Regions from separate parts of the Homo sapiens genome. Here region 1 is linked to region 2. Evidence: chromatin loops called from intact Hi-C (ENCODE). Cell type or tissue: ovary. All regions are shown on one strand. Each heading gives the region's core, and the rest is flanking DNA. Links, peaks and the distances in the headings are about the cores only.

What was found. A loop is a pair of places that touch in the nucleus more often than their neighbours do. Peaks named below come from ENCODE experiments on the same cell type or tissue, not always from the same donor. Only the 100,000 strongest peaks of a DNase experiment are listed, where the experiment ranks them.
Region 1: it touches region 2 in a loop (4-fold over the local background); 8 of 110 quality-filtered maps call a loop at or near these places.

The regions. Positions count from the first base shown.
Region 1 is chr17:32,946,099-32,949,015 of GRCh38, forward strand. No RefSeq gene overlaps it. Among named protein-coding and RNA genes, the nearest start is that of TMEM98, 19 kb to the left of the region's middle. In ovary, for the core only: no CTCF peak of the experiment used is centred there; no DNase peak of the experiment used is centred there.
Region 2 is chr17:32,868,700-32,871,616 of GRCh38, forward strand. The region is part of intron 1 of MYO1D (myosin ID); the gene reads right to left. Among named protein-coding and RNA genes, the nearest start is that of MYO1D-DT, 6.7 kb to the right of the region's middle. In ovary, for the core only: no CTCF peak of the experiment used is centred there; a DNase peak (open chromatin) is centred at 1,399; H3K27ac peaks cover 702 bases.

The DNA.
Region 1 (2,917 bases), core at 239-2,738, 77 kb after region 2:
ACAACCCTTTGTCATATTTATTGCATATATTTTCACCCAGCTTTGTCATTTGCTTTTTAGTTTTGTTTACAATGGTTTCTGATGTCCAGAAGTTTCAAATTTTGTGTAGTCAAATTTATTGATTTTCTTTTTGTTAGTTATTCCTTCCATTGCTTTTATACTTTCTTATCTAGAGATCAAATAAATATTGAGAGCTGGAGCTATGGAACAAAAGGCACATAATAATATTCACATGTTAGGTGTAGTGGCAGAAAAAAACAACAGGGTAGAAAAAACCCAAACCTTCCTTTATCCACCCCAAATCCACCCCAATCCACCCAAATCCTGTGGGAACAGTCACAGGTCAAAGAAATAGACAAGAATGGTGAGGAGAGGAAGGGAACACCTTGAAGGACGAGTAGGAGCTGGTCAGGCATACAGGGTGTGTGGGAGTAGCACAGAAAGGAAGCTGCATGTCCCAAGGTAGAGGATGAAGAGACAAGCATGTCTGAGTGCGGGGGATGCAGGGCAGAGAAAAGCCACACAATTTCTGCTCTCATGAGATTGTAGTCTGGTGAGGAAAGACATACATTAAACAAAATGTTGCTTAAATAAATGTAAAATGAAAACTTTAAAAGTGTTGTAAGAAAATAATTTGAATCTTATGAGAGATTATAAGGGAAACTGATCTATCTAGATGTCAAGGAAGGCTTCCAGTAAGAGGATCTTTGATATACTATCTGGAGGATAAGTAGGAGTCCAGAGGTGAAGAAGTGGATGTATGAGAAACTGTACATGTAAAGGCCCTTTGGCAGAAGGACAAGAACTGAGACCAGGCCAGTGTGACTGAAGAGCAGAGCAGACAGGGAAGAAGGCCAGGTGAAAATGGGGGAGGGACTGAATCATGCCAGACATTGCAGGCCATGTGAAGGACTTTGGTCTTTCTCTGAAGAGTGATGAGAACCCATTCAAATGGTTTATTCAGATCTGGTGGGTTTTGATTAGAGGTGGAGACATAATCAGATTTGTATTTTGAGAAGATCCTTTTGCCTTCTACGTGGAGAACCAATAGGAGGAGGCTGGAGCAGATAGGAGCTGCCTGATGCTGCTGCAGCAGTCTAGGTGAGAGATGATGGTAGCTTGGTCTAGGCAGGGAGAGGAAGATGGAAAGGGGAGTGGAGCATTTGAGAAATGTTTAGGAAGTAAAATAAATAGAATTTGGGTGGATTGGATATGGGACAGTGATGCAAGATAATAGCGTGCCAAGAAAGACTCCTAGGTTTCAAGTTTGCACACTTATATGGGGGTGACAGTTTGGGGCTAGGGGTCACTGGTACAGGAAGCACCAGAAGAGGATCAGGTTTGGGGACGAGTTTAAAGTCATCCGTTTTGGAGTTGAAGAGTTTGCGGTGCATTTGAGATATCTGAGTTGAGTTAGAGATATAATGGTTGGAGCTCAGAAAAGACTGGGCTGAAGGCTTTTCATTAAGTTATTAAGAGAGTTTTGGCCATGGGTGCAATCCTAGGGAGAGAGTGTGGAGTGAAAATTGCAGAGGGGTGTGAGATACTCTTAACATCGAATATGATACTGGGCCAGTTCAAAGCTCTGTACTGTTATGTTGATGGCTAAATGAAATTGCATATGCCCAGTTCCTGGCACACAGTAGGCACTCAGTAAATATTAAATATATCTCCTTTTTCTCCTTTGTTTCTCTGCTCCCTTTATTCTATTTCTCTCTCTTTTCTGGCTCTATGTATTACAGCCAGAGACTCAAGCTGACTTCTTTCAACTTCCCCAGGGTACCTAGTGCACAAACCTGGCATACATCGCTCTCCTCCAAGACCCAGCCTGGGAGAGCCTACCTCTTGAGAGCTGTCTCAAGCTGAAGTAAGTTTAGTTACCAATGATCAGTGCTCAGAGAGCCAGTTTTTTTTTTTCCTTCCCTTCCTTCCTTCCTTCCTTCCTTCCTTCCTTCCTTCCTTCCTTCCTTCCTTCCTTCCTTCCTTCCTTTCATTTGTTCTTTTTTCTAGATGGGATCTCACTCTGTTACCCAGGCTAGAGTGCAGTGGCATGATCTCTCAGCTCACTGCAACCTCCGCCTCCTGGGCTCAATCAATCCTCCCACCTCAGCCTCCTGTGTAACTGGGACTACAGGTGCATGCCACCACACCTGGCTAATTTCTGTATTTTTTTTTGTAGATATGGGGTTTTACCATGTTGCCCAGGCTGGTCTCAAACTCCTGAGCTCAAGCGATCTGCCCACCTTGGCTTCCCAAAGTGCTGGGATTACAGGCATGAGCCACTGCCCCTGTCCGAGAGCTAATTTTCTTAGGACACACAGCAACTTCTACTGGATGATCGCACCTTAGAATGATAATTATGTCACCTTGCATTTCCAGAACATTTTGTATTTTTTCAGAGAGTTTTCACAGTGATTATCTCAGTTGTTCATCAAAGGATTTTTCATTATGAACTGCATTTGCGTATTTTATTTACCTATAATCCTTTCCCCGCTGCTGAAACAATAGCATTCTGAGCAAACATGCATATGGCTAACAAATCCACTCTTATTCATAAGATTTCTTTTTCTTGTTTTCCCATTTTATTTTTAAATCATGATTTTTATCTTCCAGGCCATATTCTTTCACACATTTTTGTTATTCTCAAACTCATGATTTCATTCTTTCTCTTCTGATTTGGCACGTGCCCTCTTCATCTCCTCTCACCGACGAGGGTTCTGGCCCCTAACGCCCATTGTTCCAGTACATTCAGAGACTCACGTTTCTGACTCCTCTCCACCTCATTCCTCTCTGAGGCAAGTGCTGTTTATTCTGCATTGAAGCTTCATATTACCTTTAACTAGAGATTTGTTATGCAAGACAACCTCATGATCGTGCAGCCTCATGCAGATTTTTCCTTTGCCCTGGCATCTTGAAG
Region 2 (2,917 bases), core at 248-2,747:
TCAATAACCCTAAAAGGCGATCATTTTACATATAAGGAAATGAGGCTTAGGGAAGCCTATGGTAAGAGAAGTATGCTCAGCTGAAGCTGAGATTTGAACTTGGTCATTTACGTCTCAGAGCCTGTGCTCTTTCCATGATTCCCTATTGGAAGCATACTTTTGATTCTCTTTTCCCACAAATGCTCAAAACTAAAGTTTGGAAAACATTGTTCTATTCAAGAGATCTTGGCTGGGTTCGGTGGCTCATGCCTGTAATCTCAAAACTTTGGGAGGCTGAGGCGGGCGGATCACTTGAGCTCAGGAGTTTGAGACCAGCCTGACCAACATAGCAAAACCCCATCTCTACTAAAAATACAAAAAAAAAAAAAAATTAGCTGGGAGTGGTGGTACGTGCCTGTAATCCCAGCCACTAGGGAGGCTGAGGCATGAGAATCGCTTGAACCTGGGATGCAGAGGATGCAGTGAGCCAAGATCGCACTACCGCACTCCAGCCTGGGCAACAGAGCGAGGCCCTGTCTCAAAAAAAAAAAGAGATCTAGCCAGTAATTACATTGCAGTTGAACTGAAAGAAGCCTGCTTCCTACAGGAAATAAAACTGTCATCCAAATCAAGGCATCTAATAAATGATAAAGGAGAGACATACAATGCATATTTTAAAATGCTGTTACCCTCTGACCCCATTATGAATATAGTTGGCATTTTTATAGGCCATGTCGGTGAGGCTCATGAACAGGTAATCTACCCAGCGGAGCTGGAGCCACTGCTGACAGTAAAGTTCCCCGACTTAGCAGTGGCTGGGCAATAATACAATGACCCAAACCAGTTCCAGTGGCAGCACCACAAATGGGTACTAGAGAATTATCATTAAATGAGGTCACTCCTAGAGATAGTGTCCATTTTGCTTAGCTGACTCACACTTAGGTGAGAATGTCAACGAACAGCTCTCCACATAGAGCTAATATGGAGATCACTAAATAAACACATTTCTAGCTATATCAGATTCAACATTTTTGTCTCAAAGTTAAGCAAAAAGCCAAAGTGTATCTCTTTAATGTAAAAGTAGTTCCCAAATAAAAAAAAAAAATTAGCCAGGCTTGGTGGTGTGCGCCTGTAGTCCCAGCTACTCAGGAGGCTGAAGTAGGAGGGTTGCTTGAGCTGGGGAAGTCAAGGCTGCAGTGAATCATGATTGTGCCATTGCACTCCAGCCTGGGTGACAGAGTGAGACCTCGTCTAAAAAAAAGAAAAAAGAAAAGTAGATCCCATCAGAACCTGCAATGAAATGAACCAGTAGCAACTTCTAAGTGCTTGATTCCACCCACATCTGGCTCTATTTGGGAACTAAATTCAGCAGAAGTCTCCAGGGTCAAGAAATGACCCTGAATAAAAATAGTCTCGGAAATCTGTCACGGAGTAGGAAAGGAAACCAGGCGGCAGGGTGATTCACTCCAAATGGCAGCTCCAAAACCCAAATTCCCATTTTTGTCCCAATATGAAGCCAATGTACAAAACAGGCAGAGAGCAAACTGTCCTTTTCCAAAGGCCTTCAAAAGAGGTTGCCAAAGAATTTCACATGGAAGCCAAAAAGATTTAGTGTGCCATTCACCTCTCCTATAAATCTAACTAGAGCTATTTCTAACTAGAGCCCTGAACCAATGGCAGGTTTACATTTACTTGAAGACCACCCAGGGTATCTATGGGTTTTTTTCCCTGGCAAGCAAGAGACACCCTTTGTCCCACCAAATTTTCCAAATGACCAAACAGCCACAGAGAAAGAATACAGGGGTGGTGTGGTGAGTATGTGTGTGTCTGTTTCCTGCCTTTCTTCTAATCTATAACTCACTGCCCCAACACACAGTTAAGTTCTATTAAAGTACAGTATTTTGAGAAGATTGTCTGCTAAAAAAAAAAAAAAAGAAAGAAAAAAAAGAAATAATTCCATTGGTTGAAGACCAATCAGCCAACATTTGAGTACTCAGTTAATTCATTTTAAGATGTATTAAACATGGGGAAGGGCAAATTCTGTAGCATCACAGAAAACGCAAAAGGATTAAAGGTAGGTTTGCTTCACAGCCACTCACTTGCACCTTCCCCTTCCAAAGCCTTGCATTTTATTCTGCATTCATGATTTACATTCTTTTTCTTAAAGGTGGTTGCCCCCAAGCATTATGAGGTTCAAAGCACCAGAAAACCTGGATCTACCTCTGAACAGGCTATCTGCCTTTGAGGATTCCATAGGTTGGTGAGGAATATGAATATGATAAATTCTCTGTTATGAATAAATGTCCATGTATCCTGAGAGCACATGAGAATGTGACATTGACCTGTTTTGGGGGATTGGGAAAGATTTCTCACATCTGGTCTTGAAGGATGAGTAAGAGTATGGCAGGCAGGGAATGAGGGCAGAGATGAGGAAAGGAGGACATTCCAGGGGGTGAAAACAGCAAGAGCCAGTGGCTCTCAGCTAGGGATAATATTGCATGCATGTGAGCACAAAGACACCCACCCACACACAACCCCCCCAGGGACTTGTGGCAATGTCTAGAGACATTTTTGGTTGTCATAAATGAAAGAGGAGTGGAGTTGTTGACATCTAGTGAGTAGAGGCCAGGGATGCTTCTAAACATCCTACGACACACAGGACAGCCCCTACAACAAAGTCTAAAATGTCTAAAATGTCAATAGTGACAAGGCTGAAAATCCCAGGTCTAAGCAAAGGTACAAAAGACATACTGTGTTAGATTAAAAAAGAGAAGTTGCATGGAGCTTTGGCATGCACAGTGCTTCAGATGATTGCTTTTATGGAAGACAAAACCCAGTAAGAAAAGAGAGGGTGAAAAATTAAATTTCTGAGAAGCCAAGATATCAGACTGAATAGATGCTTTATTCTCAAAACAGGAACCAATAACAAATAAAGTTA